3 separate regions of the Mus musculus genome follow, and regions 1 and 2 are each linked to region 3. Evidence: chromatin loops called from intact Hi-C (ENCODE). Cell type or tissue: left cerebral cortex. All regions are shown on one strand.

Region 1 (8,000 bases), 400 kb before region 3:
TCCCTTTATGTTCTGCCTCTCCACAGGCATAAAAACAGTGGAGCCAATGAGAGACTTTCTGAAAAAGATGGACAGATCCTGAGAAATGACACCAAGGTTGTTTTCTGGCTGCCACCCTTTTGAACACACACATGCACAAATACACATATACATGTACACATAACACATACATACATACATACATACACACACATGTACATGCACACATTCATGCACATTCACTCACACACATGCACACATACACGCACATGTATATACCCATGAACACACACACACAAAAATATATACACACACACACTCACCCCCCATATACACACATGCACTCAAACATGTACACACACACATACACACATGTACCCACATAACCCACACATATGCACACATGCACTCACACACACGCACACACACACACGTACCCACATACTCTCACAGCTGCACCCACACACATCCACACCCACACATGCATTCATATACATGCACACATACACACACGAATACATACACACATGCACACATATATACATGCATGCAACTGCACATGCATATGCACACACATGCACATATATTCACGCTCATGTACTCACACGCACATGCACTCACACACGTGCATTCACACACTTGCACATACATGCACACACACACGTCTGTGGGTATTCCCGGATTTATTGTACCATGCTCAGAGTACCATTGTAGCATGGGCCACCTCCCCTTCTAAGAATCTGCTCAGATTTACTCAAGGTTCCGGTGATGCTCTTTTGTGTGTTTGTTTAGTCTTTGAAAGGGACGCTGCTTTCTTCAAGGCCTGCATATCTGTTAATTTATGTGGCTAATTGTTCTATTAATTCCCCTTTCCTTTACTCATGGTTTTGATCTGGCAATTACTGATGAGGTATGTTGAAGTCTCCCACTGTGACTGTGGTTTAGAGAATTTCTCCCCGTGTGTCTAGCAGCTTTTCTCCATATGCTCTGGAGCAAAAGGTTAATAACTGTGATGTGGTCTCAGTGGATGTGTCTGTCTCACCCTGTCGGGGGCTCGGCCGAGGTCTCTGCTAAGCCTTGCATCTAATTTCTGAATTCAATTTCCTCCAAGATTGTGTGGAGTTTTGCTCCTTAAGGATTTTGGACAGCAAAAGCAACTGCCTGGCTTCTTAAGCCAGTGAAACGAAATTTGAAAAACAGAAAGCAACAAGGCCAGCAACATCCACATGAGGTCACCCTGGGGCCCGCACCACTCTTCTGCTCCAAGGCCAGCTGTCCCCTGAACCCCCCAGAGGCTCAGGCCTCCTCAGTACTCATCAGAACTTCCTGGGCTCCACCCCCAATCCTAGGAGGCCTGAGGCTTTTGATGCGACTCCATAGTTGGCTGCTGCTCCCACGAGCCAATGCTGGGTGGTCATGGGCACCCTGGGAGTCGCCTGCTTTGGGCTGGCCTTGAGGCGTCCCACAGATCAGGTGCTACTTGCTATTTAAAGAGAGCAGAGCAAACCATGTTCCTCTCCACGGGGGCTGCACCGAGTCATCTGAAAGCCAGACTGAGCTACAAAGGCTCAGAGGAGGGACAGCCACCCACTTGCCTGTTGGAGCTGGGACTTTGTTCTCCCTGTCTTCAGCTTGGGCCAACAGTGTTGGCTCTCCCGGCTCAGACACTGTGGATCTGATTGTTTCTGTTTCCCCAGAGAACACGACTTGACCCCTGCTCTGACCCCGGCTGCTACATACTCTAGAGCAAAAGACTCCGGTTATTTTGTGCTCTGAGCTGCCTTCCTCTCAGCACACCCTCCTTCTCTAGGGGTGGGGGCAGGGCAGGTGGTTGTGTGCATCACAATGTCTGTGTCTGTGTCTGTGTGTCTGTCTGTGAGGCCTTATTGCTGAATGAGAAGGGCACAGGTATCTGAAGCCCACACAACAGGGCACTTCTAAAGGAATAGAAGATATTTTACGTTCCATCGCTACCTCCCTACCCCAACCAAAAATCTCACCTTGTTCGATATCCATATTAAGTAGACAGCAATATTCCTTCGCGTCTGGCAGAACACCTTGTCTGGGGCCCTGGCTGCACTGTCGGTCAATCTTCCCTACAGACATCAAGAGCCACTGGAGGGAAGGTGAAGGGGTCCCACACTGCACCCTTTCCACCCTATCTGTCATGGGGTGGGGACTGGAACCTTCCCAGGGGCTGGGAGCAGATAAATAAAGTGAGGGGCCTTCCCCTATGCACGAGCCTCCTGCACCCAGAACTGTTGTCGATTTCCCACAAAGGTGAGAGACTGTCTTCAGCTTAGTAAGTAACAAGACACCATTAAACAGGAAAACTAGCCACTGTCAGAAATCAGTACCGGAGCCTCCCTTCCTATGGGGATCAGGTCTCTTCCTTGCTCCACAGGCCTCTAGAACAAGGTCTTCCTGGTCTAGCCCAGAGCACAAGGCCATCCTAGTCTGGCCCTTTCCGGCCTCAGTTCGAAGTACTTATCCTTTGGTCTTTGCCTTTGACATTGGAATTCTGTATGGGTGACCTGCCACCAGGCCATCATCCAATTAGGATGTCGTTTTCTGGAATGTTCACCAAGCCCTACCCATTAGTGTTGCTTTCTGTCCCCTTGAGGACTGAAGTTCATGGCCCCACCCACCCATGGCCCCACCCACACCCATGACCCCACCTACTACATGGTCCCCCCACATAGTCCCACCCACATCCATGCCCCCACCCACCCCTTGGCCCCACCCACACGTAGCCCCATCCACACCCACGGAGGGATAGTTACGCCCAGCTCAGGGCTGACATTTTAAACGAATGAGTGCGCTGGATCTGATGTCTGGTTCACAAAGCCGTTCTCAGGACAGTTGAAGCCTAGGTCCCCTTCTTTCCCAGAAACTACTACCAGCTCTGTGGCTAGTCTCACTGCCGGCTCTATTACTTCTCCAGAAACTGCCTAGGCCAATGCAGGGCTCCACTGGGCTCCCTGGGGCTTGAACTGCCTGGAATTCCACTGGCGGGATTTTTGTGAAGAATGTCACTGGAAGCAGACAGGGGTAGGGTGAGGGGTCACGTTAGCTGGTGGTAGCTAGTTCAGTAGGAAGCTGATCTAGTCCTGACCCCTTTTGGAGACCAACAGGGACGCAGAAGAGCCTGTGAGGTGGGTTGCTTTACATGAGGTGAGGGACCCTGGGGCCCATGGAGACTAAGGCTGGAGGTGCCTGTCCCTATGGTCAACCTGAGTCCATTGAACCTGCTGCACCACCTGGCCTGGTGGACCACAGTCATCCGGAATGAGGAGGGCACCTCAGAAATGACACTACTGAAGGGTGGTTCAAAGGGTTTCATGGGAGATCAGATCTGGTTGGCTGAGGCCATCTTTGGTTCGCAAGGAACAGGAAAGACAAGGCCAACACATGTCATCTCATGAATGGAACAGCCCCACTGATGTGACAGCATCTAAACTGGCAGATATAACTGGAACTGCAGAGGGCAGAATGTTGGGCTCTGTTCCCAACTCAGCTGACCAATTCATGTAACCCAGACCAGGAGGGAAACCAGGCCAGGGTAGTGAATATTTGTGAACCTAATGCAGAGATTTGCAAACCCGGGCCTGGTCTCCTAACCGACATCTTTCTACCTGGGAGCACACTAGCCACAAGGGGGCGCTCGAGCTCCACCAGTGCTCATGGCTGGCTCGGCCCTTTCAGTGATTCAGGGATTCCGTTTCTGAAGCCAGGCTGTGGCTCCAGAAGGCCCAGCAGACCCGGGAAGTCTTCCTGGGACTGAGGGCGTGGAGAATGGGTGACTGAGACTGGCTGGACCCTGCGACACCTCCGGTCGTGGAAATGGCTGTGTTATGCTAGAATAAGGGCCAAAGGGCAAGGGTGAGCCGAATGGGGACAGGGCGACACGAAGACTTCCCCAGTCTGGTGACTTCTCTCCCCGAAGCCTGTAGGCCTCCCCTCAGGAGCCAGGGAGCAAGGAGTGGGACCCATCTCAGGGACGGCTGAATAATGCATGGTACACAAACCGAGGCATCAACACTAAGTGAGGGGGAAGGGAAGGGAAACCCAGTCTGTGTTAATATTTATTAAACCCACAGCCCGTCATTCAAGAGCCTCATAAATATTAATTCCTAGTTAAACATTTATATGAACGAGATTGCTTCTCCTCCCCCTCAAAGAACCTGTTTGAAGCTGGTGGTTATGGTGGCCTTGGGGGAAGAGGGGGTCTCCAGGGAACGCTTGGGCTAAAACAAGTCTGCTGGCCTTCTCACGACTTTGCAGCCTCTGGCCCCAACCAGCGCCTGCTTTAGTCAGAACCTGTCTGTTTTCCACACCCAAGTGCCCTAATGGCTCCAGCTGACCTTCAGGTACCTGCCAAGACCTCCTGGTGAAGGCCCTCGTCTCAGGCTACAAAACCAGTATTTCTAACAATTAGCTCCTGCTTCTGTCCATCATGTACATGTAGCAAGGTTTAGTTGGCAGGGGATGGTGGGAATCTGGGAGAAGGGATCAGACGTGGTGCCAATGCCTGGACTCCTGGCAGCTTGTTCTCCAGCAGGCTGGGTGCCGGTCTCTGGGGTCAGAGCATCTTCAGGCTGTATTCCTGGCTGTCCCAGTCCCAGGGCCAGCAGTGTCTTTGTTCTGCTCACTTTGACTATTGCTGTGGCGGAGTGGTGACTGGGGGTCGCTAGGCCCCGATCTCTGTCATCACATGAATAGAACATGTCTGCCCCACGTTCCCCACCCCAGCCCTCTCACATTTTGTTAAAGCTCACTCAGCTGTAATCCAGCCGTAGCCAACTTGTAACATGGTATAGCATGGGGATCCAACTTCATTTTGTTCCACATCACAAGCTGCTTACCCGGCGACTGTGTCCCCCCTGATGTGCAGGGTCCCCTCTGACCTACATGAGCTCTCATGTGCCTGTTCAGAGTCAGTGTGCTCCTTGGTGGCACCTTGCCTGCTTTCTGTCATTTTATTTTTAGTTGCCATGGCTATGCAGCCTGTCTCCATCCTGGCAGAGCGTGCCCTTCCCCTGCCTTCTTTCCAATCAGCTTCCCCATTCAAGGGCTTTTTATTCTTCCTTGCAGGCTGAGAATAGGGTTGTCGAGTTTCCGAAAAGAGCCTTCAGGAACTGTGATTTGAATGACATTAACAGAGAGACTAATTTGGGGACAATTGTTGGCGGTGCTATCCAGAGCCCCCCCCCACTCCCCCACCCCCATGTCTGACCACTGCACCTTCTCCTTTTAGTTGCTCAGCTGAGTCCTTTCACAGGGCCTAGCCATTCTCTGGTAGCTTAATTCTCAGCTACTTAATTGCTTCAGCTGTTGTCGTGAACAGGCCTTATTTGCTGGCTGGGTCCTGCGGTGTGCAGGAATATTATTGATCTTTGTGGCTTTATCTTGTAGCTGTAGCCCGTTCCAGCAGTCTGCTGATCCGGTTACATTTCCTACCCAGGTGCCTTGTTATCCACAAGTCCTGGCAGCTTTATCTCTTCCTTTCCTGATCTTAAACCTCTTGTTACTTTTCTGTGACTTGCAGTGTTGCTCGGGACTTTCGGGCAGTGAGGCGATAAGGGATGCCTTTGTGTGACTTCTGGTCATGCAGAGATTGGAGCTGGGAGGTCTCTCGTGTCTGACATTTCCGGAGGGTTTGGAAGATGGGTCCCACCAGGGGAAAGAGAAGCCTTTCATTGCAGCAGCCTTCCGGGAGTTTGAGAAGTTCTGAATAGGCATTGAGGTTTACAGATCCCTTCCTGTGTCCACTGTGTCCACTGTGTCCACTGAGATACTCTCTGTGGCCACTCCCCCCAGCTCTGGGCATCTCTCACTCCTCTCTGATGGGCCCATTGCTATTACTCTTTAGCCACTTTGTTCAATGCTGTTGATTGGAAGGTGGCCTGTTGTTTTATGCACCTCTAAGAAAGAAAAAACACCGCCTATAAAACCCTGACGTGACTCTTGATCATACAGAAGCCCCACTTTATATTCAGCAAAGAACTGCTTTGGACTTATTTAATCATAGGTTTTTATCATAGCTCACGCTACACATACATAAAGAGGAAAATAAAAACAGGTTAAAGTGGGGCAACGGTGTCTGAACATGCAGAACCGCGATCCTCGGAAGTGGGTTCCAACTGGTGCTCCCAGGGCCCTTGCTTTTTCAGTAGACTCAGACCTAGTGCCACAGGAGAACACGCAGATTGCAGCGTTCACAAATAGATGAATCCCGTCTCTCAGGCTCCGTGCAGAGCTGCTGGCATCAGTCTGAAGGCACTGAAATTTCCTGATCTGACTGGAATCTTCCAGAAGGCTTATAGACAACTCCGGCGAAACACTTTCTCCAAATGGCACTTGGTGCCATGTCAGTAGGCCCTGGCTGTTTAGGCCCCTGGAGGTGCTGGGTCTGCTCGCAGCACGATCACACAGGCTGCTGCCTGAACCCTCAGGCTGGGGGCCCATCTGTGCATGCAAGTTGTAGGGACATGATTGCTTCCAGACCTGATGTCACCATGCACTGCGATGGAGCACATGGCTGAGGTGACCTGGTCCCACAGTCATGGCAATGAAATGGGTAAACTGAGGCAGGGCTCATGAGATCAGTGGAATGGCAACGGAGATGTTAATACTCCATGGGCAGGAGGAGAGGGGAGAGTAGCCATTGGCTAGACCACTTCCTCCTCCTTCCTTCCAGGTTGTGTGTGTGTGTGTGTGTGTGTGTGTGTGTGTGTGTGTGTGTGTGTATGAAAGCTGGAAGGTTACCTGACGGTGGGAGGCTAGGGATGCAGGTTTCACGCGTTGTCACCCATGCTTCGGGGGTTTTCAGTGAAGCTGCTGCCCCTCCATGTTCATCCATGCTCCCATAAAGAATCCCTTACCCAGGTTCCTGTACATTAACACCAATAAACTTGTTGGTTCACCAAGATGAGCTTAGATGGATCTGCTCCTTTAAAAATTTTTAATTAAATGAACTAATTTGGATGGGTACATTTCTTTAGGCTCTTTGTGAGGTTAGACTTTTTTTTTTTTTTTTTTTTTTTTTTTTTGTCACCGGGAGCTGTAATGCAAGAAGTTGTCATTCTGATGGAGATCTGAAAGAACAAAAGTTGACTCTAGGAGGAGCCGGGCGTGTTCTTCTTTAAGCAATAGCTTGTGTAGCCGAGGATGTCTGAAGGGCTGCCTTTGGGGGCCAGGCTCAGCACCACCATCTTTCCCCATGTGTTATGGAATGGCAAGCCTTTTGGCTGTAGTAGAAGTTGTGTGCCCCGCTTCCGTGGGTGTGAAGACACGCAACTGAGGCTGCAGTGTGTGTCCAAAGGAGAAATTACAACAGGAGACAGGCATGTTGGTGTGATCTTCCACTTTACCTTCTGATTTGGCAGGGAAAGCCGGGGAGAAGAAGGATGAAGTAAGTGGAGGGGCTACCTTGACATTCCTCAAAGCTGGACACGTGCAAGGGAAAGAGAATATACATTTGACCTGTGCAGAAGAGCCCCTTCTGGGATTTGAACCTCAGAACTCATGGAGAGAATCAACAATGAGGAGGGAGAGGAAGGCAGTTTGAGATGTGGTGTGCAACACTCATTTCTCCAGGTCATAGGCCTGTGTTCGCAGAAGAGGTAAGAGGATTCGTTCAAAAGGGACCCCAAGAGTTGTGTGGGGGCATTTGCGGTATTGCCGAAGTCCATGGTGAGATGAAAGGAGAGGAAAATGGAGAAAAGATTTTGTTTGTGTCACTACTAAGCAAAGGTGACAAGATCTGTGTAGAGCCAGACTGTCTAGGGAGAAGACTGACAGAGGGCCAGGTGTGTGCCTGTGACACTCAGGATGGTTTAAAGCTTGAGTTACACTCCACGAAAGTTATAGAAGGCAAAACCCAAACCAAACAAAACTTGTTCCTCTCCTCTGCAATGCCTGCTGGGAGTAGGGAGCTGTCCTTAGTGAGTCCTTGTCAAGTGGCCAAGGTTGCAGCTGAGGACTAGCTGGGCATCTAGAGAGCACGCAGGAGTACAGAT
Region 2 (8,000 bases), 190 kb before region 3:
AAGAAATTGCTCAGGGCAGCGAGCTCTCTTGAAGAGCTGCCGGCTGACACCTCTCATTAGCGGCCTCCGAAGGGCTGAGGGCCACTTGGGCTGAGAGCCAGGTCTCAGCTGATCTTTGTCCTGCACAAAGGATGGAATAAAGGGGAGCTGGTGCTGGAACAGAGCAAAGCCGGCAGGACGCAGATGGCCAGGGCCTGGTAGGAGAAGACGCCCCAGAGACACAGCTTCCATTGGGGCTGTCCACACACACAGGGAAACCGAGTCTGGGGCAGGCCAGGGTGCAGTCACCAAATCATGATCCTCCTCCCCCAAGGCCAGGGCCTCCCCTACCTCCCAGGTATGGGCTGGATTAGAAGTCTGTCCACCAAGCATTTGCGTGTTGGCCCTGCGGGTGCCCAGTGCCCGTCTTGTGATCAGGCTGATGCTGACCCCAAGAGGTTAGCCACGGATCAGAGCATCCAGCAATTTAAAGAGAAATGACAGAAACCAGGCTCAGCCCAGTCATCCGGGCTCACAGACAAATATACAAATATGCGCAAATGTGCTCCTGTGATCACATACACACAAGTGTGCACGTGTGTAGCATGCGTACTTACAACTGCCAGGGGCACACTTAGGTGCATATGTACGTCTATGCTCACACATGTGCTTACCCACACACATGTGTGTGCACCAGGGACGGAATAGGCCAGGCTAAAGCACAGAGCACGAAGGAGGTTTAGGGGATGATCCAGAGACTCAAGTCTATGGTCTGAGGTCAGCGGTCAGTGAGCTCCTTGTTGCTCCCAGTCTGTGCACAGATGCCTAGAGAGGGCTGTGCTTGGTTGCAGGCTCTGCGGCCCTGCTGCTGAGGGCTAGGCTTCAGGGAGGGGTGGGGGTGGGGTGAAGGGTGGGTTTCTCTTCACAGCTGCAGCACCCCCACCCCCACCCCCCCACCCCGCTGCCCTTGGCTCCTCCTGGTTCTTCTCCAGGACAGGCTTTTTCACCAATGAGAGAGGAGGGGCTGGGCCAAGCTGCCATGAAAGACCCTTGGTGTGGAGGGACAGGAGGCTCCCAGCTCAGCAAAGGAAATATTGAAATTAAATCCTTTCCCAGGGTTGAGGGAACTTCCGTCCTAATTAAATAGAGGGGACTCCTGGGCCTGCTGTCAGAGCTGGCCTGCTCTGGGAGGGAGGAAGCAGATGCTGTCCTTGGGAGGGGAGAGGGAAGGGGTGGCGGCGGGCGGCTGTCCCCCTTTGATGATGATTCCAGGCACACACGCTCATCACGTCTAATTAAGGCCGGGCCTGTGCCTCCTGTCCTGAGGCACAAATCCATATTCAAGGGCTGGGTGGGGACCACAGGCAGGCCTATGTGGGCAGCTGTGAAAAGGAACTCCCCCTCCCAACGCACACACGCAGATGCACGCGCACACACATACATACATACACGCACACACCACGTATGCCTCTCCTACACCTGGCCCACTAGCTTGGATGTCTAGCACTGTCCCCCTCAGCCCTCTCTTCTGAGGAAGGCCCTGATCCTAGGGTGAAGGAGCAGGAGAGCCCAGTGCAGAACCCTAAGGACAAAAGGAGGCAAGAGCGAGCCTTGGCACTAAGTCCAGAGAAAGGCAGGATAAGCTAGAGAAAGGGTGTCTCTGATCATTGTGTGGCTGTAGAAATGAAGCAGACTCCTGAGCCCCGACCTGGCCACGGTGTCCAGGATCCCAAAAGCAAGACCCATCCTGAAAGCAAGGTGGGGCAGAGGACAACTCTGAACTTCTGAAAGAAACCATTATCACCCGGGATCTGTGCCTCTCCAGTTAGGCAAACCTCCTATAACCCAGTGTTGTTTGTCAGATGTAGGTAAACTTTCGTTTTTGAGAGCCTGTGCATGACTCTGCTGTAATTTAAACTGCGCTGCCCTCTCCTTGGTTGGTGGCAGCTCAGGTCTCCACATGACTTCCAGCTGCATTGAGCTGTGTGGAAACAGTGGATGAGTGTTCTCACAGACACACCATCTGGGACTACCTCTCTTCTAGCCTTCCCCTTCCTTCCTTCCTTCTTCCTCCCTCTTCCTTCCCCTTTCTTCCTCCCTCCCTCCCTCTCTTTCCCCCTCCCTCCCTCCCTTTCTTCCTTTGGTAGCTAAAGGACCTTAAGCTCTGTTCTCATTTCCAGTCGAGAAGACCGCACGGTTTTCATGAACATGGTTGCGTGCCGTCCTGCTTGATGCACCCCTGTGCTGTCCTCAGAACCTGCCAGCGTTAGGCTTCTCTCCAGGGCCACCAGTGAGTGCTGTCCCGCCTCTGCCCAGTGCTCTCAGTGTCTGTGGAAAGGTTTGTCTGACACGAGTTAACTTCAGGGGCTGGTTTTCATGGCTGTTCGTAGCTTACAATGGTCTTTATTCTGGGGCTAGTGTATCTTCCACCAGAGCTGTGCCTCTCTCTTCCAGTTGATCTCCCATGGTGTGCCTGAGGTATAGGCAGGCACAACACTGTGTCCCTCCAAAGTTAATTTGCTGAAGTCCTGACCTCCACAGGACAATCTGGAGACAGGGTCTCTGGGGTCAAATGAGGTCACAAGGGAAGCTCTAATTTGATAAGACTCTGCTCTCGCAGGCTTCCTCTCTCCCTTCCTGTCTCTCTCTCCTCTCATTCTTTCCTGTTCTCTCCTTTCCCTGACTACCCCCACCCTGTCCACTTCTCCCCGTCCCTTCCCACTGAAGACACAGAGAGAAGACAGCCAGAAAGAGGACCCTCACAAGAACTCGGGCGTGCTGACAGCTGAAGCTTTGCCTTCCAGGCTCCAAACGGCAAGAGACCCATTTCTACTGTGCGAGCCATGCAGCCTTTCCCTTCCTCCTTGGCCTCTGCGTGACCCCCTGGAGTTTCACCTCATGCCTGTACAAGTTAATTAGCAGTAGACACCAGGGCACCCTGGAAGGACATCAGAAATTGCTCCTGGAGTCTCTTTTTGGTGCCTTAACACAAAATTCTGGACACCTCACTGCCACCCTCAGCCAAGCCTCTCCATCCTGATGCACACTCTGGAGAGCGCCTCCCCCGGAAGACTTCACAGGGCCTGTCTCTCTTGTCTCCTTGCCTCCCCCCACCCCCCAATCAGGAATCACAGCCCCGAGTCTGCTGTCCACCATCCATAAGGTCTGTGTCTTCTACCAAGGCGTGTGGCTCTTCAGAACAAAGGAAAGTCCACTCTGGTTCTCTCACAGTCAAGACAACTGTCAAGGCCACATGCCTGTGAGCTTAGTGTTCTGGGGGCTGAATCAGGAGGATTACAAGTTCAAGGCCAACCTGGGCAGTTCAGTGAGACCCTGTCATAAGATACCCTGTCAAACGTAATAAGAGAAGAGAGAGGAGGCCGTAGTCCAGCAGCAGGGCGTGTGCCTAGCGTGCTCACAGCCCCGGATCCTCTCTCTACCCCCCGAAAAGTGAAACAAAAGCACACAGCTGTTTCATTTATGCTCACGCGCACATCAGCTAAACGCTGCACCAAGGGACAACACATCCGCACAGATGCACACCCCGGAAGTAGGGCTGGCTTTACACAGACAAGAACAGCTGCCGTCAGAGCGCAGGACAAACGCGAGCATCCCCAGCACCCCAGAAGCCCAGTGCACAGGGCGACCAGCTCAGCCTGGCTTGGGTTGTTCTGTATCAGGGCATTCAAGGCAGTCTGTCCTTTGACCCTGGCTCCTTCAGGTCTTTCTGTGCTTTTTAACATGCACCGAATGCTACATACAGCAGCGGCCGTCTTACTCGAGGAGAGCCAATGTCCACACTGAGTACCTCTGGCTTGCAGCTACTGAAGGCCGCTCTAACATCTATGAACCTGATGTGTGGTGTTTTGTGAGGAGGAGACCCAGCGGTGGGAGCACAGAGCAGTCTCTGCTCAGCTTGAGCAAACAAGGTACCACCTCACAAAGGATGTGGCATGGGACACACATGTCTCTGCTGCCAGGTCACATTTTCTCTCCTTTTTCTCTGGCCACTCCCTGCAGAGGTCAGGTCACAAGGTGATCACAACTGGAGTCCTCCTGACAACCAACAACGTTAACCCTTTCTCCACCCGTGGGGTGCTGGGGTGCCTAATTTGCTGAAGTTACAGCTTCCATATTTTTGCCTGTTTTGGATTGATTTGCATCACCTCTGTTTTTTAAGAAAAGGCTGCGTTTGGGGTTTCTCATTCTGAGCATGTGTCTTTTGTCAGGCAGGAGTGTTGTGAGCCCGGTCCTTCTGTTTTGGTTTGGTTTGGTTTGGTTTGTTTTTTTGTTTTTGTTTTTTTTGGCCTCACTGTGCCTCTGGGCTAGCATCCCTTTGATCAGCACTCCCATTTGGACAGCACCACCGAATCAGTTTCAGTTCAGTTTCCCCCAGCCCGCTCCATTTTGAGCCATCTCCGCATCAGGATGATCCTGAGCTACGGCCCTGCACCACGAGCTCTTCCTACCCTTTGTTTCAGCCCCATCTTGACAGGCAGGCCTTTCCTCCCCTGTCTACATCATTGATAAGAGTATCAGACAATGCAGGACTGATGTCAGTCCCCCGTGGCGCTGCAGACCTCCCCGCAGGGTTACACGGGGCCATTAGCTGACGCCTTTGTCTATAATTATATACAACAGGCAACATTCACTTAGCAGATCATCTGGGATGCGTTTCCCATTTCATCCTCAAGAACCACACGGCAGACTCTGCCAATGCCTGCTGAAGTCACCGCAATCACCGGTCCCTCTTCTACAGGCTAAGGACCGTGACAAGGAGAGACAAGGAGGTTAGTCTCGCACGATCAGCTCTCAGAAGCCAGCATCCATCGTCGGGGAAGGGAGGCCTGCGGGGCTTGCCAGCACTGTATTCTCTCTGCTCTAGGATGAGATGTGTGCTAAAAGCTGATATTTTAAGAAATCGGCAGGGGCCCTTCAAACCAGAGCAGGGTTCTCTGACTGAGCTGAGGCAGGTTGCCTAGCAACCAACTCTCATTACGTCATTGCTAGACAGATTCTGAGGACTCCGGCCCCCAGAAATATGAGTACCTGAGGGAGAGGGGAGGCCACACAAGTAGAGATGGCAGGAGGGCCACTAAGGACTGGCCTGGGAAGACCTGGGAGGCTTCCTGGAGGAGGTGATACTATTAGTGTCCATGCAGATGGTGTTTGGGACTTGGGATGAGACCTGAAGTATTGGTGGCTTTTCTGGTTCCTGTGATAAAATACATGACAAACACAACTTACATCAGGAAGTGTTTCTTTTTTCTTGTATTTGGAGGGAGTAGTCCATTATTGTGGAGAAGGCGTGGCAGGCACAGCGTGAGAGAGTTGAGCACAAAGGTCTGAGGGAAGCAGAGAGAGATGACGTCTTCCTTTGTACCCACAGGATCCCAGCCGGATGGTGCTGCTTCCCTTCAGAGTGGCTCCTCCCTCCTCAGCTAAGTCCCTCGGGAAATGCCCTCACAGAGCACACACGTGCCTCTAGGTAATCCCAAGTGCAGTCAAGTTGTTGCTAAAGTGAACCATATCCCCTGGACCCTCCTTTGCAGTGCCTCAGAGACAGAGGGGCTCACTGCCTCTCAGCCACAGCCTGGAGGTTCCCAGAACCTATGACATCAGACAGCAGCCCTAGGGCCTCAGCTCTGGAGTCCCACACACCATCACAAGTGCTGGGGTACTGACTAGGTGCCTAGCTCTAAGAGATTCATGTGTCCTGTGCAACGGTCTCACAACGGCACACATTTATCAGAACAGAGCAGGAGCCTCTCTGCTGTAGATACCTGGTATCTCACAAGCCCCTCCATCTCCTTAGAAGCCAGGATCCCACCATGTCCCTGTGGTCACCATCTTGACATTGCTTGTCACCTTCAAGCATAGCCACCATTTATGGCTTTGCCCAGGCTCTGGCACAAAGGATGCTCAGCTCTGCATTGCCCCACACTGCACCCTCTTAGCTGGCACAGCTTCAGTCCCAGGTCCTGTATTTTCCAGCCCTACAGGGCTCCTCTGGCTTCTGTGTCCCCGTCTACTGGATGGATAGGATCATTGCTGTCTAGCCTTGGCTGCCTCATGCCTCCGCTTCTAGACACCCCTAGGGGACATTGGCCACACAGGTCTGTAACCAGCAAACCCTCCTGGCCAGTCTAAGCCAAAGCCACATCCCCTCTCTCCCACTGAGTCCTCTCCAAGGCAGACACCCTGGCTCTATTGCATACTCAGGAAAGCAATTTCTTCTCTACCAGCCTTTGCATATCAGGTAGGAGGATCTGAGTCACTGTCCCCAATCAGTCCGTGGGTCTGGAGCCTGAGGCGGCAACAGAAAGGTGTGACAGGACAAGGACCCTGAAATAGGGATAGTCCTAGATGTGGTCATAGTGTCCCAGGAAAGAGGCAGGAGGGTCAGAGTCCAGAGGACACAGGAAGGAGCTATCAGAGGACAGACCTGTGGTGCTGGCTTTGAAAATGGGGAAGATGCCAGAGTGTAGGCACCTCCAGGAGCAGAAAATACCAACCGGGAAGACCTGAGGCCTAGTCAGGGTCACTGCCTTGGAGCCTTTTGAGATGGGGTGATTTTAGGTTAGAGTAGAGTGTACCTCCATACTGACCTTTATGGGACCCTCTTGGGAGTCTGAGGATTTTGTCTTAGAGACATCTATCTAGCAGTCCCTTGAAAAAACAGTGTCTCTGCTTGAGAACACAGAAGACACCTGTACCCAAAGGGCTGTGTTGAGAATCTTAGACAGTGACCAGGAGGAGGGGGATACCCAAAAGCCCTGCCCATCCTCTTCCCATCCCTCCTGCCCTTGAGCAGTTGGAGATGCCCCCTGGGTATCCCCTCATCCCTGCATTCCAGAGAGGGGCCAAGTCAGACTCAGATGTGGCTTCACTGCCTGATGCCGCTGGTTCCACGGGAAGGCTTAATTGACGCAGCAAAACAAACATTTGCTTTGGTGATCCACGCTGAGTTAGATGCAAGGTATTGTTTTAATTAAGCCTTGTGACTGATGAATCTCAATAAAGCAGCTGTTGTGCAGTATTCAGGTATATAAATAAAAATAACACCGGGCGGGTGGCTGGGGGCGGGCTTCGCACAAGCTGTGTGTCATCGTGAGGGAGCCTATGTGGGCTGCCAGGACCCGGACACGCTGACCTTGGGGAAGGCACCCAGCACTCAACAGGAAGGACTTTCAGGATTGGGCCTGGAGGTGGACCAGGAACACTTGGCAAGTTTAGACCTTGGGTGGTCATGGAGGAAAGGCCACCAAGACTCCCCTGGGAGGAGAATGGGTTGGTGGCCTGATGAACCAGACACCACATGCCCTTGGGCCATTACTAGGAGAGCACAAAGAAGCCCCTAGCTGGGAGCTTATGCTCTAACCTCTGCAGTCCTGAAACTGCTCCATCAGACACCATCTTGGGAAACCAGGATGAGGGGTGGGAGGTAATAGGAGATAGCTCCAGCAGTCCTCGGCTCAGCCTCGAGTGCCCCTCTCCTACACGATCCCACCCAGTGGAGTTGGGATTAGAGGCTTGGATATCTTCCATTTCCCTCCACTTGTGTGATCCCTGGATTCTGTGGGGCTCGGGTCCCTGCCATTCAAGGACACTGTCTACGTCACCCGCACAGCTTCTCTCTGTGCACTTTAACCATCTCCAGATATCTTGCACTACCTAACTACATCATGTTCAGTGTGAAGAGCAGGAAAACCACACAGTAGGGCTCCAGTGGCCATATTAGTCTGTGAGGAAGGTAGGACAGAGCTCTGTGAGATTCTTCACTCCCTAAAACAGCCAGCATGGCCCAGTGGAGGGATCACCCACAGGGAATGTGGTCTCTGGAATCCTAGTCTCCTACACCTACCCCTCCCTCGGCTTTCACACCGTGTGCTTTTCTGAGGAGAGCCCTCGGGTTCCTGGTGATTTCCTCTCTTTCTCCATCTGGGACTTCATCCCAGCTCTACCCCTCCCCAGAGCAGCTTGACGGGTCTCCATCAATTAACTCCACCGTTAACAGAGCG
Region 3 (8,000 bases):
GCCATGAGTACCCAAAGGTCCAGAACGAGGGTGACCCTCAAGCCCACCTCAGAACCAGAGCTTCCCTACATGCATGCAAGGCAGGCAACAGGTGACTAGTGTCACAGAGGAGGAGACCAGCCAAGGGCTCTAAGAGACCCTGCCAGGAGGGTGTCTGCTAGGAGAAAGGTAGGCCAGAAGTTAATGGTGGTAAGTTTTTCACAGGCATAGAATGCTACCAGGCTGTCTCCTTGCCCCTACACCTCCTTCTTATGCTGAGATTAGACATGGGTCCCCAAGCCCAGGGCTCTAACCACCCGCCCAGGGTCCCAGCTTCAACCTCCATCCAGCAGCCCCCACAAAGATAAGCTGTGAGAATCAGGTAGACTTCCCTACAAGCTGTAAAGTGCTATCTTCACGGGAGAGTTCCTGCTCCCACAATGAATTAAGAGGTAGATCCCCTTGGAGGATCCTAGCTCTCCACCCTAAATTCTTAGCATTGCCTTGGCCTTGGAGAATAGAGCTACCAAAGACCACCCACAGTGATGATCACCGTGTCCCCCATCTGCCCTCCAGAGAGATCCCCCCTTACCTCAAAAGCAGACTCTGTGTGTGTGTGTGTGTGTGTGTGTGTGTGTGTGTGTGTGTACACAGTGGTCAATCAAGGGCTATGGTTGCAGTTCCCTGTGGCCCACACTGGCAACACCCCAGCAGTACCCGTGTGCCACAGGGCATTCGATTCTTTCCAGAGCAAAGCCTTCCTATCCTGAGCACAGCACCCCACAGGTTAGACAGCATTCCCAGGACAGACTGAAGCTTCCTCGTGAAACAAGACAAAACACATAGTAGATAAGATGCTCAAAGCCACACAAACCCTTGGCCAGGACCCTGGTTTGCCCACCACCAGGGCCAGGCAAGGTCAAGTAAGCCTTAACTGGTAGGGCGGAGGAGCAGCTTACGCCAAAAGCCACACACAGGAACGTGGAGAGGGGCAGCAGTGTGTGCAGGAGACCACAGACCTCCATTGACGGCCCCCAACCCCACCAGTTCACTACTATGACCGCAGCTTTTCCTTTACTAGGACTCCATCCAGTCGGCCAGGTCCTGGGCGGCAGCACAGTCAGAGGGGGAGGCAGCTCGGCTCCTAGATCAGCTTGCTTCCTGAAGGACCTCGGGAGAATATCCCAAGGACCCTCTCTGAGATCCTCAAGGCTTTCTAAGATCCAGGGCTCAGCAAAGGCCATTGGCAAAAGCCAAACAACACCCATGGTCAGCCATCCCATCCCATTCGGGTCCACAGATCTAGCTGGTCTGAGAGGCTGTTAACATCCCCGCCACAGACAAGCCAGGGGACCTGGAAAGGAGCCCAGCATAGACACACCTGACTGGCATCCACCATATCTGACCCAACCCAAAGGAAACCCAGGGTCTCCTCCTAACCACAGCACTCCTTAGAGGTACTGGGACAGGATGGGGACTACAGGCGCTTCCCAAGGACTGTTCACCAAGGCTGAAGGTTAGAAGCAGCTTCCTGTGGAGACCCCCCACACCCCTGCATTGCACACTTCCAGAGACCATTGTTCCCTGGAACAATACTCCAGTTCTTTACATGCCTGGCAAGACTGGCCGGAAAGCCCAGTAGACTCCTCTCCCACCAGCGCCTGCCTGCCATGCTGCAGCCTGGGAAACCCCGAGGCTCAAGAGTCATTACCCACACGGAAGGCCTGGGCCCCAGAGGCAGAGAGCCAGGGCAGGGCACAGGCCCATAACAGACACTGAGTAGGTATGGGACAATGATGCACGGCCCCCGGGTGCAGAAAGGGGCCCACTCTCTCACCTTTTATGCCCTCTCTATACAGGCATGCCAATGTCCAGATGCCCAAAGTGCCTCACCATGACAAGCCCTGCCCTGGGAGTGAGGTCCCGTCTTCCCCTTTTCTACCCCTCCCAAACACAGACTGATTCCAGCTGTGGGACATCTGTGGCTAGGAAAGAAATTTACCCAACCCCCTATGACACGCAGCAGGCCTCCTAGGGTGAGGTGCACCAACACACACTCTTGCAGACTATGGCACGGGGTGGGGGTGGGGGCACGATGAACTCGCCACGCTCCAAGCCCCAGCCCCAAAGATTCCCAAGTTCCAGCCCTTCCCTGTTTGAGATATGGCCTGAAGAGGGGTCACTTACCCGGAGAGGAGTCCCGGGCCCGCTGACCAACTTCCACGCCTGTCGTTTTAGCTCCACGAGCTTCGTGTGGCAGTGGCGGCACCACCCGCCCCCACCGGCCGAGTGGCTCTGCTCAGCGCTGGCCCCGGCGCCCTCCGGAGCAGGGCGGCTGCTGCATGGGTCTTGATCGAGCCCGGCGGGCAGCCTCTTGCGCGGGGATACCTCAAGTGGCGGGGTCTCTCGAGCCGGGCCGCACTCAGCCACCTGCGGGGGTTGGAGATGGGACAGTAAGCCCAAACCTTCGCGCGGCGCCACTGCGGGACTCCACGCGGCCGACTCCAGACCCAGTCGCTCACGCCCCTAAAGCCACGCTCGCACAAAAGTTAGGGCCCTGGATGCAACGCCAGGAGTCCCTGAAGAAGAAGCCCCAGCCCGACGCTCGGGGCCCCGTCCCGCTCCGCGCCCCACCCCTAGAGGGCGCTGTACACCCCGCTAGCATCATCGTTGTCCTGGGCTCTGAACCCGGTGCCCGTCGAGCCCAGCCGCCCGCTCCTAGCAGGGCCTTGCGTACCGCGGGCTGCACCGCACACAAGGAGGCGCCGCGGCCGACCATGGCACGGTCGCAGGAAGGGATACGTTGGCTCTCGGGGTACAGTGGCTACGTGATCCGGCCCAGGGGCACCCCCATGGCCAGGCCTGCTGCTCTGAAGTTGGCAGAGCAGGCGAGTGGCGGAGAGCACGCTGTGGACGCGACCGGCTTGCTCCGGGACAGGCTGGGCGGGGGCGGGCCAAAGCTTGTAGGGGGAGGGAAGGGGGCGGGACGCCAGAGCGCCGCCCCCATCCTGAGCAGAGCCAAGTGGGCGGGGGTCCCGCTCCTCCTTGCGGCCCCGCCTACTGCTAGGACCCCCAACCTGTTAGTTGAGTGTTGATGCGGGAGGGGCGGTGGGGGCTGCCGAGACACAAGTTACGCGCACGCATGCGCCTCTGTCTCTCCTGAGCGAGGATGGAGTGCGCCTCCTGGGAGGCACCCAACACTCTCATCACTTTGCGAGCGGGAAAACTGAAGCTTTTGCCCAAGATCGCACAGCACGAAAGCGGGTGGGGGTGGGGGGATGGGGGGTAATGAAAGGGGCTGGACCCGGGCCAACGGCTTCCCCAGAACACCCAGAGCACTTGAGTGTGTCTGGCCATGCTTTGGCGCCAACTGTCTCTCATGGATGAGGGTCGTGTTTCAAGAAGTGCAGTGAGGGGCTACGAACTGTCTCGAAGTGTCCTTGCAGCCGCGCCTGTGCCTTAAAATGGATTGCACACTGAGCCGCCTGCGAAGTGGGAGGAAGCGCTGCGGCTTGGCCCTGGGGGTGTGCCGGACCTGTTGTCTGCCGGCCTGGCAGATGGGGAGTTAGCTCCGGAATTAATTGCCTGTTTGTCTCCGACCCGGAGGTCTCCCTCCTTCCCCAGCGACCAGTTGTTGCTCTCGCCCAAGTCAGACCCCAAATGTCACCACCTTCTGAGGTCGCGGGGGACTCCGGCCCAAGCTCTGGATCAACCCGAAACCCCAGATAGGAGCCAGGCGGGATCTGCGGCGTGGCTCCCCGTGACACAAGCGCCACCTGCCGGCCGTAGTGAGCACAGGTTTCGAGGGCGCAGAGACAGGACACCACGCGTTCTGAGCGCAGAGCTTTCCGCTTGAGGCTGAGACTTAGGACAGCTGAGCCAGGGTGATTCAAGGAAAGACCCTGGTCGGACATCCCCAGAGCAGTCAGACCTTCGCACGGTATAAGGTCTGTCAAACGACCTCTCCTTTCCCCACCTGGACCCTGCTTACTTAGCCCTCCACTCCTACGCACTATTGGCCAAGAGTGGGATGAAGATCCGGTTTTCCAGGTCATCTACGACTTAAAAGAGTCTGTAAACACGACAGGAAGTCATGAATAAACTGGGAACGGGCTCCCCACTTTCTGCAACCCCCAAGCCTCCAGGCCCTTCTCAGCCTTGCGAAGGGAAGACAGGCAGGCGACGGCCCACCATGGGATCCGGGTAGCCTCAGGCACCACCCTCCTCAGTCCACCCCTGCAAGCACTACAAACAGCGTCACCCCGCCCGCCCCTCTACCGCACTGAAACAAACACCCGGGGCCCAGGAGGCTCATACATTGTTATCGACTTACACACACGCACACATACTCCTCACACGCACACCGAGAAGCATCACCCGGAACCCAGGGCCTGCGCTCATGATGGGCCACACCCGCAACTTCACTTCCCCGCACCAGCGCGGTTCTTCGGGAAGCATACTCTACGTTCGAGTTCCCAGAGGACACAAAAACACAGCTCCACAAGACCCCGGGATGCACCAAGCAACCAGAATGATCTCAGAACTCAGATCACCTCCCCCTAGGCTTTTTCCTCGCCCATCCCTGCAAGGTGAGATAACCGCGATCTCTGCGCTACGCTCTCCTCCGTGGAAGATCGCTGCTCAAGGCTCGGGTTCCAGCGTAGCCTCGACTAGAGAGGGAGAATCAAGCGGCATCAGCTCGGGAAAGTGCAGATACAGGTCTCCGCCCGGGACCTGCCGCGTTTTCGCGGTGCTGCGCAGCAAAGTCGCGGGACGGCGTCACCACTGCCAGCCCGGCCCCGCGAGCTCTCACCTTGCCTCGCCGCCGCAGGAGGTGACTGGTGAAACCCAGGATGATGTCTGAGTCCAGGCAGAGCGACCCCATCTCTAGCAGGCTTGGAACCTTTCGGGGCGCGCCGCGGGGCGGCTCGGGGGACCCCGGCAGCGCCATGGAGGAGTGGACCGTGGGCAGCGTCCTCGAGCGTCTCCCGCCGCCGCCGTAACCACCCCTCCCGCGCGCACCCTGGCCGCGCGCCCGCCGTCGCCGAGCCCCGCACGGCGCCCGCCGCCCACCAGGCCCCCAGTACTCGGCGGCCGGCGCCCCCCCAGCCCTGCGCTTGCTCCGCGCCGAGCGCCCGCGCTGACAGCCCCGCCCGCCCGCGCCGACAGCGCCCCCTCAGCCCGGGCGGCGAGCCGGACACGCGGACCCGAGTTGGGGAGAGGTGTGTAGAAGAGAATGGGGGACCAGGATCCCGCTAGGTCTGCACCTATCCGCCTTCCGCGTCCCAAGACACCAGGACTTTTTGCAGTGGGCACTGCCACCAGGAAGGGACACCGCAACCAAGTTGGGCTCCTGGAAACCTCTGCAGATAAGGGGCATCTTTCCAGCTTCACCCTATGCTGTCCTAGGCATCTTAGGGTCCGGTCTGAAGAAAAGAAAAAGACAGACAGACAGACAGACTTGGGGAGGCAGATAACCCGGTGCTCCCAACACTGCACGTGCTCCAAAGCACTTACCCCTGGGGCAGTGTTTAGGAACCCTCTCTCCCCAGGTTTGCAGCGAGGCTTTGCTTGGACACAAACTGGCACTCTAAAGCCTTGGGCATGGGGGGTAGCACGGGGTGAGATCACAAGGTCTGGGCGGAGGATCAGTCCGGGAGAGAAGGGGTTGCCTAAATAACCTAACCCCGCCCCCCAAGTCTTTAGAGGTAGAGGGTATCGGAGAAGGAGACATCTTTAGAGGCCAGGCTGGGCTGCTGAGACTCCCGATCCCCTCCACACTCCACTCTGGAGAACCTTGGAATCTCTTCATCTCTGCTCCTTCAGCGCTGGAGTCCCTTGCTTGACGCCCCCCTGTGGCAACTAGAGATCAGTGTCTCAGCCTGACAGGCCAGGGACCCTGTGGTTCTGCTTCCAACTCTAGTCTGCCGGGCTTCTAAACTGGAAAGGAACAAGAGGGGCCATGGACCCTTCTACTGCAGTGGCCATTCACAGTCTGGGACAGAGACCAAGACAAGCCATTAAAGGGAACGGAGCCCCTCCTCTCAGCTCCAGATCCGGAGCCTAGGCTCCAATAGGACATCAAGCTTCCTCTCAGAAAAACCACTCCTGTCTTCACCCGCCCCCCCATTCAGTCCCCTCCAAGCCCCTGAATCTCGGGAGGAGGCCATCCACCACCTCTGTGGATTGATTAAAGTCATTGTAAGGATTTTTTTTTTTTTAACGTTTCATTTACCAGGTCGAGGTCTGGGCAGAGCTGTCCCCAGGGAAATCTAGGCCAAGGGAACTAAACAGAAAAACCTCCTGCAATTGAGTGGAGCCTCCACAGGATTAATTGCCAGAGCCCAGCTTCCAATCAGGCCACACACAAGATATTTCAGGAAGGCTGCAGTGGTCATGTTCTCGCAATGAGCATGCGGGGCTCTGGACCTCACAACCTGCTGGTGGTGCCCCCTTCCCTGGGAGGCACTTTGACGTAATAGAGTCCAGCAACTCCACTCCCACCCTTCAGACCTTTAAGAGAAAAGGCACCTACTTGCAGCTGGCAACTGGTAGGCAGGCATCTAGACCAGCTCCCAGATGGGCACTAGGAAATGCAGTCCAGGCAGAGCATGTAACATGGCCAAATCCTAGAACCTCATATAGGAATAGGGGCTCTGTGGACAGCATAGCATTAGACAGTGTGGCTTCAGCTCTGCTCCTGGGGGAGACCAGGGAGTGGCCTTCGCTTTATTTAATGCTATTGTGTGGGGGGGGGGATCTGTTTAGTTTGTCATTGAGATTTGTTTGTTTTGAGGTTTTGGGGGTTCACTAGATAGCCCTGGCTGACCTGACGCTTTACCACGTAAACCAGGCTGGCCTTGAAATCAACTGAGATCTGCCTGCCTCTGCTTCCCAAGGGCCGAGGTTAAACACGTGCACCTCCATGCCCAGATAACTTTGTGGATTGTTTTGATCACTAGTTTGAGTAGTTGATAAAAATACTGGAAAAGAGTAGGTGGTCCAGACTGGTAGCATTTAAGGGGTCTGAGTCCATGAGCCCAGAATCTCATTCAGCAAGAAAAACCTCAGCCTTTTGAGAGTGATGGGACAGGGGAAGTCTGCCTCTCTCTCATTCCCAGAGCACTTTCGACCGTCCCTCAGTTCTGCATACCTGGCAGCTCACTGGGACAGAGGCATGTGTATGGACATGCGCCACCTACATAACAACCTTCGCTCCTTTTTCCTGACCATGATGCTAGAAAAGGTGCCTTTCGATCTCCGTTTCACAGATGAGGAAGCTGGACTCAGAGACAAAGCCTTTTGCTGGGTGGACGGAGTCTGGGATGTGAGCAACGAGTCTCGATGTCTCCTGATTCCTTTGTCCCCGGGGCCTGGTCTCTGGAGAGCAGCAGTGTGGTAAAGGGCTAACCTCTAACCTGAGTGTGTCCTGCAAAGGGGATGGAACAGAAACAAGTGGAGGGTGGTCAGCTCTGCGGTGGCCAGGGCCGGTAGGAAGACATGTCAGAAAGACCACTGTGGTCAGACCACCGCTGTGGTGTGGTATGCAGACCCCTGCTGGTCACTGGCCCCACCCCTCCTTCTCCACTCAATTATCCTACTCTTTCCACTAGGTGCTCAGACCCAGCCCTTGGGAAGGCAGCAGACACATGGCTTCAGCACCCTGGCCAGCGCCCACCTCCAAGAAGCAAGGGGTGCGTGAAGCAGTCTCTCTGCCTTTAGAATTTGCTCTGGATTAACTCACCCCAACTCACCTAACACTTGGACATTTCACCCATCTAGACCCCCCTGTCCCTACTGTCTTCTCCTTCCTAAGGCTACACGACCACAGACTGATGCCTTACACCTGTGTGTCCTAGCTACTGCCTCTCCAATATCCAACTGGAGGCCATGCATTCATTGTTCTGTCTCTGCGAACACAGCGGGAGAACATAGAGATGTCAGACGGGTCACACACACCCTTCTCTGCTTCCCATGGTTCCCACGGCCAGGCACCCCTCTCTGACAATGACTGACTCAGA

Evidence for each region. A loop is a pair of places that touch in the nucleus more often than their neighbours do. Peaks named below come from ENCODE experiments on the same cell type or tissue, not always from the same donor. Only the 100,000 strongest peaks of a DNase experiment are listed, where the experiment ranks them.
Region 1: it touches region 3 in a loop (10-fold over the local background); 29 of 42 quality-filtered maps call a loop at or near these places.
Region 2: a loop joins it to region 3, with 2.7 times the contacts of the local background. A loop is called at or near these places in 5 of 42 quality-filtered maps.

Annotation. Positions count from the first base shown.
Region 1 is chr12:112,538,781-112,546,780 of GRCm38, reverse strand. No RefSeq gene overlaps it. Among named protein-coding and RNA genes, the nearest start is that of Gm40584, 7.1 kb to the right of the region's middle. In left cerebral cortex, CTCF peaks have their summits at 3,431 (motif pointing right) and 3,632 (motif pointing right); DNase peaks (open chromatin) are centred at 3,201, 3,646, 4,974, 5,620 and 1 more place; H3K27ac peaks cover 432 bases.
Region 2 is chr12:112,326,747-112,334,746 of GRCm38, reverse strand. Gm29890 (a long non-coding RNA gene) reads left to right here. Exons shown (of 5, transcript XR_001780725.2): 3 at 2,160-2,317; 4 at 2,707-4,769; 5 at 5,369-6,938. Among named protein-coding and RNA genes, the nearest start is that of Gm29890, 9.5 kb to the left of the region's middle. In left cerebral cortex, a CTCF peak has its summit at 4,700; DNase peaks (open chromatin) are centred at 79, 1,217, 4,912 and 6,250; H3K27ac peaks cover 2,178 bases.
Region 3 is chr12:112,141,123-112,149,122 of GRCm38, reverse strand. It overlaps Kif26a (kinesin family member 26A), which reads right to left and starts at 2,915. Exons shown (of 16, transcript NM_001097621.1): 1 at 2,717-2,915; 2 at 2,167-2,409. The coding sequence starts at 2,758. In left cerebral cortex, CTCF peaks have their summits at 2,616 (motif pointing right), 3,762 (motif pointing left) and 5,835 (motif pointing left); DNase peaks (open chromatin) are centred at 3,150, 3,744, 4,472, 5,806 and 1 more place; H3K4me3 peaks cover 4,426 bases; H3K27ac peaks cover 1,089 bases.